Regions from separate parts of the Mus musculus genome. Here region 2 is linked to region 1. The links are chromatin contacts, found by Hi-C in ENCODE. All regions are on one chromosome and are shown on one strand. The core of a region is the stretch at or near the end of the contact, and the rest is flanking DNA. Distances in the headings are between cores, read along the strand shown.

Region 1 (2,861 bases), core at 300-2,799:
CATGCACAGTTCACTGCAGTCTGGGCCACACCCCTAAGTGTGGGCAAAAAGGGGCATGCCCACAGCATGCCTGAGTCTACCCAGGCTCAACCACATGGTGGCTGCCCTCCCAAAAAGGAGCCCCTCTGCCGACACATCACTCCGCTCACCCCCTTTGGAGACAGTGTTTCTCTGTCCCTGTCTTACCTCCTGGACCGCACTTTGTAGACCAGGCTGACCTCAGACTCACAGAGATCCACCTGGCTGGGCCTCCTGAGTGCTAGGACTTAAGGCATCTGCCACCATGCCCAGGTGGACACATCACTTCTATGGGGTTAAGAAGACCAGAGAACAAGGTGGGGGGGTGGGGGGGTCTACCTCTACTGCATTCTAGCAGGCCTGAGCCAAGGCTTGTGGGCCCACCGGCTACCTACACCCCTATCCCAGCAGCTCTAGGTGTGAACAGAAGCTGAGCTCACCTTGCCTCAACAGGCACTCAGTCAAGCCACCACACCCTCCCCACCCCTGGTGCTTAAGGACCCTACTATGACCTGGGCCCTTCTCTATCCCCGCCCAGCCTCCTCTAGCAGTATCTTAAGCCCTCAGCTGCTCCCAGACCGGCATGTTTTTCAAGACCCATTTTTGTCCCTGTTTGCCAGAGGAGGACATGGGACAGAGGGGCGTGGAAGGACCTTCTCTGGACCCTGGCCAGCTCCGGCCGTCCAGACACCCAGGTTTTCTCAACATCGAGTCTAGTAATCGGGAACACTTGAACCCCAGGGGGGAAAAAAAGACACAGAGGTAGTCAGAAGCCACACCCTCAAGTGGTGGGGTGGGAGTGCATCTAGCTTCAGAAGGGACCTAAATGGGACCCTGTGTGACACTTAGGAGTCAGGGGTCACAGTTCAGGACTCTGTGCTGTCAAGACAGGCAAGACTGCTCCGTGGATGGGCTGGGGACCCCAAGGACCCGTAGTGGGGCGTGGGGAGGGCACACAGCTCCCCGACCTCAGCGGGACTTCCCACCCAGCCCGCCAGGGAGCCGCCATCCCGTGCAGGGCCCATCCCAGTAGGGTTAGGGTTCGGGAGCGTCCTCGAGGCCGGGTCCCCGCCGCCCGCAGCCCGGCTCACCCGCGCCCGCAGGCGTGCGGCCGCCTCCATGCGCCGGCCGGCCGGGCCGGGACCCGTGCGCGCCCTCCGCAGCGGCGCCGGCTCCGGGCGGATGCCCGCCGCCCGCCGCCCAGCTATTTATAGCGCCCGGCGTCACGTGGGGGGGCGGTGACCGGCGGGCGACCCGACTCACAGCGGCTCCCGCACCTGCTGCCTAAAGATAGCACGCAAACAAAGGCGCGGCCAGCAGAGGAAGAGGAAGGAGGAAGGGAGAGGACCACCGCGGACCCGCCTGCCATCCCCTCTGCATCCTGCTGGGTAGGAGACCTCCTTCTGCAGAGGGGCCACAAGCCAGGAGGAACCCTTCCAGCTCTCCAGCTTCATATGCGCACACTGAACAGCTACTGTGTGCTCAGCCGCACTAGCCCACACTTCACCTTAAGAGCCACCACTCCCAGACTACAGCTGAAGAACCTGAGGCACTGAACCTACGCACACTCGAGTCACACAAGAGATGGGAGCCGACTCTACACAGGCTCATCTCCAAGGGAACTGACACCCACCCAGCTCTCCTGAAGTCTTCCAGGGCATCCCCTGAGCAGGATCGTCTCCTGGGCTCCACTGACCAGACGGAATCCTGGTTCTGTCCTAGGGCATCCCAGGCAGGAACCCTGTGCTCTCCCGCCCAAGAATGGAGACAGATGTCAGTCCGCACCTGCCCCAGTGGCTGCACCGCCCTGGGAGCCTTCTGGTGCAGGGCTTGAGTTCCAGCTCACAGAATCCCCAGAGGCCTTGCCTTGCTGGGAACCCTGGCCCAAGCCCGGCTCCCAGACAGAGGCCTGGCCCTGCAATCAGTAGTTGGTGCTGGGGAGAGGAATGATCCCTGAAAGGCTGGACCTGAGCCAGGGGAGGGCATGCCCCTAATACTCCCAGAGAGAAGTCTCATTAGCCAACCTTGCACAGCAGAGCCTACTATCCCCCATTCTCCCCCTGGCCCAGGTAAGCAGGGCTGATAACGTCCAGGCTGGAGCATCCCATTGCAGCCCCATCCTGGCTCACCCCCAGAAAGCTAGGCAGCCACCTAAGATCCCCAGAATATGCCACCCTTATAAATCCAGCAGGTTAACGGCATTGTTGCTGACCAGACCCATGGTCTCAGCTGTTCCACTAGTTTCCATCCTGACTGCAGATCCTGAACCCTCCACAAGGCACCAGCCTCCAGCAACACAACAGATACTGAGTAGATGCCCCAAGTCACCCAGCCAGGTAGCTGGACCATGACTGGAGATTTGCCCTCCCCCAGAGACCCTACTGGTCCCAATCCCAGGTGGGTAGGAGAAAGCACATCAAACCATCCCTGGTGGCCCATCAGTTGTCTAGAAAAGGGTTTGTTAGTGACAGGCCCAGCAACGTCTGAGATGCTGCACCAGCCAGGGCTGCAACCGGGGCTCCAAGTGACACCACACACACACACACACACACACACACACACCAGCATGCTGGGGCCTCTAGCTAATCCTGGGGGCACCTGCTACAGCTGGCAGGGCCCCAAGCCTTTCGGAGAAGTCTATATATAACACATCCAGAGCCTTCTTGGAGCCCTCCCAGAGTAACCCATCTCTGGGGCCAGGAGGGGAGACCCTAGCAGGCTCCACCCACGCCAGTCCCTCGGAACTCATCCAAAGCTCTTACACCCCTGTGTCGCACAGTTCCAAGGGTGCAACCCCTCACAAAACAGGCTCCTTAACCCCAGGCTCTCCCCAACCCCCTTGG
Region 2 (3,184 bases), core at 524-3,023, 970 kb before region 1:
GGCTCTCCCAGAGCCTACAGACGGCTGGAGCCCCACAGCAACAGGCTGCAGAGCACGGTCAGCAGCCCCAGGGTGGTGGGTGGCTTCAGGGTGTGGGCCCCGTTGACATTGCACAGGTCAGAGTAGCAGCACGTGATGTTCTTCTTGCCCAAATAGTAGTTCTCCGAGTCATCCTCACACTGTGAGCTGCAGCCCTTACTGATAACTGTCACGAGTCCAATGGCCCCTGGGAAGAGAGAGTGACACTTGGGATTAAAGCCAGGTCCTGATAGCCACCTCTCTGCCCCTGGCTCAGGGCCCCTTCCGGAACATGCTAAACTTCTGGACCCACTCCACAAAGACCAGAAATGGTTGGTGAATGGGTGAGCAAAGCTTTGATGTCTGGCTGGAGTGGGGAGGGAGGCCGCCCGGTGGGGCAGCAGGCAGTGAGGACCGGGGATGGGGCAGCAGAGCACTGGGGGTGGGGGGCGGCAGAGCACTCACGGATGCGCGATGTAAAGCAACTGTGCTGGTCCAGGCTGCAGTTCTGTACATTCAGACAGTCTCTGTTGTTCATCTGTGCTGTGCATGAATAGCACTGCAGAGCAGCACCTGTGGGTGAGGCAAGAGGCCTGAGGCTCAGAGGCTGGCCAGCTGCACCTCAAGAGAGACGGACCAGGCCTTCCCATCTCCAACACAGAGTGGAGAGAGACAGCCCAGTCCCCTCCAGACTGCTGAAGCATAGAGGAGACTAAAACCCAAAACTCTCAGATACCCTTTACGGAGGGCTCTGTGCCAGCCTACTCCGCTTTGGTCACCCAAAACCCACACTTTGCTCTGTTATTCACTGTTCAGGAACTTAAAGTACCTGTGATCCCTGAGAGGGACAAGGGGCCTAGTGACAGGTCACACAGGGAAAAAGCCCCGCCGGGCACTAGGCTGGAGGGACATACGACTTCTTCATGCTACTTGGCTCTGAGGGCCACCTGTCCTCTGAGCCCAGCTTGTCTCTTAGGCTTCCTACGCCTCCACTATGCTGTGGGGCCCCTGGGGAAGTCCTGCTCCGTGCCTGGGACAAGTAGCTTCAGATGTCAGGGCATGTGGGTCACCTTCTCTTTTCAAAAGCTGGCAAAGCTGTCCTTAAAGTCACATCTGTAGGAATAGGTGCTTACATCTGACTTCAGTGGCTACAAGCTTTGTTCTGCTTAGGTCTCCAGGGGCCTTGGGGACATTCTTCTTTTTCTTTCTCTGCAACTGGAAGCTGAGGCTCTAGGAGTCTAGTGACCTTTCTGGACTTACTTGATAGGAGGGCTCAGCACACTAGTTCATCACAGACTGCCCACCCCCAGTGGACTCTCACACTGGAGGCAAAAGTAGCTGGGGATGGACCAGTGAGACCCTTTCCAAGACATCCTGAGGACCCTGTCCTGCTACGTTCCTCCCCCTCCCTCTGTGACACTTCTCAGCTTAAGCCATTTGTCTCCTGGGCTTCCCTGACTAAGGCCCTGTAGCCTTGTGTGTCTGTCCCTTGGCAGCCTCTCCTTCCTGAAGCCCTTCAGTCCCTCCTAGCCTGCCTCTCACAGGACCCTAGTAAGAGTCCACACCGCAAAGGGGCTTTGGTGTCCCCAGTCTTCTCTCTCCCCTTCCCTCTCCTAATCTGTCTACCCCTTGGACATTTCTCCATCACTCCTTTCTGAGCCCTGTCCCGTGGCTGTCTGAAGCTTACCTGGATGCAGGGCTAAGTAGGTGGCCAGCAGGAGAAAGAAGACGGTCTTCATGGTTGCAGTGAGCACCTGGGAGTGTGCCTCCGGAGGCTTTATATGGTCTCAGCTAGTAGGGGAGGCTCTGCTACCCACAGTCAACAGTGACAGGTCACCTGGAGCCAGTGGAAGCCCAAGGCCCAGCCCATTCCAATCTGATCTCTCACACCACCCCTCCCACTGCCTGCTGTTGTCCTTCTTTCTGGCTCTGGAGGGCACTGCCTTCCCAGGGTGGGGCCAAGCTGTCTTTGCTAGAAGCCCTTTCTTAGGCACCCACAGAACAAGGGCTGGAAATCCTAAGCCATACCCATAACGGCTCCTGCCTTCCTCGGGGAAGTGTGACCAGTTCTGAAACATTACTTTCCTGAAAGCTTCTCTAGTCCCCTAACCATTTGGCCAAAGACAAAGTTGCAACTTTAGAGCCCCAGTGCTCCACATCAAGACAGTATTGCCTTTCTGGGGCCCTTGCCCCTTGAGGAGACAGGCCTGGGTTGAAACGCAGCAGACAGTAGTAGCAGTTGACTGCTTCAAATGACAATGACTGGCTGCTAGAAGGTGCCACTAAATAGATGCTCTTCTGAGGTTGCCTCTCTTAGGTATGGGACCTAGAGCCTGTGGAGTGAGAGTTCGGATAGCCATCAGCTCATGTTTAATCCTCCCACACTGCCACTGAAAACTTGGAACTCTAGCTACAGGAGAGTCGGGGGGAACAGAGCCTTCGAGAAGGTGCCACTAAATAGATGCTCTTCTGAGGTTGCCTCTCTTAGGTATGGGACCTAGAGCCTGTGGAGTGAGAGTTCGGATAGCCATCAGCTCATGTTTAATCCTCCCACACTGCCGCTGAAAACTTGGAACTCTAGCTACAGGAGAGTCGGGGGGAACAGAGCCTTCAAGAGCTTTCCCAGGGGAAAAACAGGAGTGGGGAGGCAGGCTACCACTGGGTGTGTTTGGCTCTCCCCCAGACCCACTTTGCACACTGCTCTTTGGTCTGGGAGGCATTCGGCTTTACCAGAACAAAGCAGGGAGGGATAGAGGTCAGGCCAGCATTCCCTGTGGCAGCCTCATTGATGGGTTGTTGTGGCAGCAGCTGCCTCTCTGTAGCAGAAGCCACCCACAGATCTTATTGGTTGCTCTTCCACAGGCAGCTCTGATCACAGATCATAGGGTCCAGTGCTTCCTGCTGCTCTTGGCTTTGGGGTGATTTGTGGTCTCTGGTTTTTTGTTGGTGGTGGTGATGGTGGTGGTGGGTTTTTTTGTTGTTGTTTTGTTTGTTTGTTTGTTTGTTTGTTTGTTTTTTGAGGCTCACCTACATTCACGATCCTTCTGCCAGGCTCTCTTGGTGACACTGCTGGGCACACCATTGTGCTAGCAAGGTATCAGCGGTTAGAAATGCTGGCCATGGTCACCATCCACTTGCCCACAACCAGGGACAGTGTTCTGCTCTC

What was found. A loop is a pair of places that touch in the nucleus more often than their neighbours do.
Region 2: a loop to region 1 is called in a map of T-helper 2 cell, with 2.8 times the contacts of the local background. The contact joins the promoter of Psca here to the promoter of Ptp4a3 in region 1. A Hi-C loop is called at or near these places in 2 of 37 maps with a recorded cell type or tissue (CH12.LX and T-helper 2 cell).

What each region holds. Positions count from the first base shown.
Region 1 is chr15:73,746,714-73,749,574 of GRCm38, reverse strand. Ptp4a3 (protein tyrosine phosphatase 4a3) reads right to left here and starts at 1,549. Exons shown (of 6, transcript NM_008975.3): 1 at 1,110-1,549.
Region 2 is chr15:74,713,428-74,716,611 of GRCm38, reverse strand. Psca (prostate stem cell antigen) reads right to left here and starts at 1,773. Exons shown (of 3, transcript NM_028216.2): 1 at 1,706-1,773; 2 at 484-591; 3 at 1-226. The coding sequence starts at 1,757. The coding sequence ends at 15.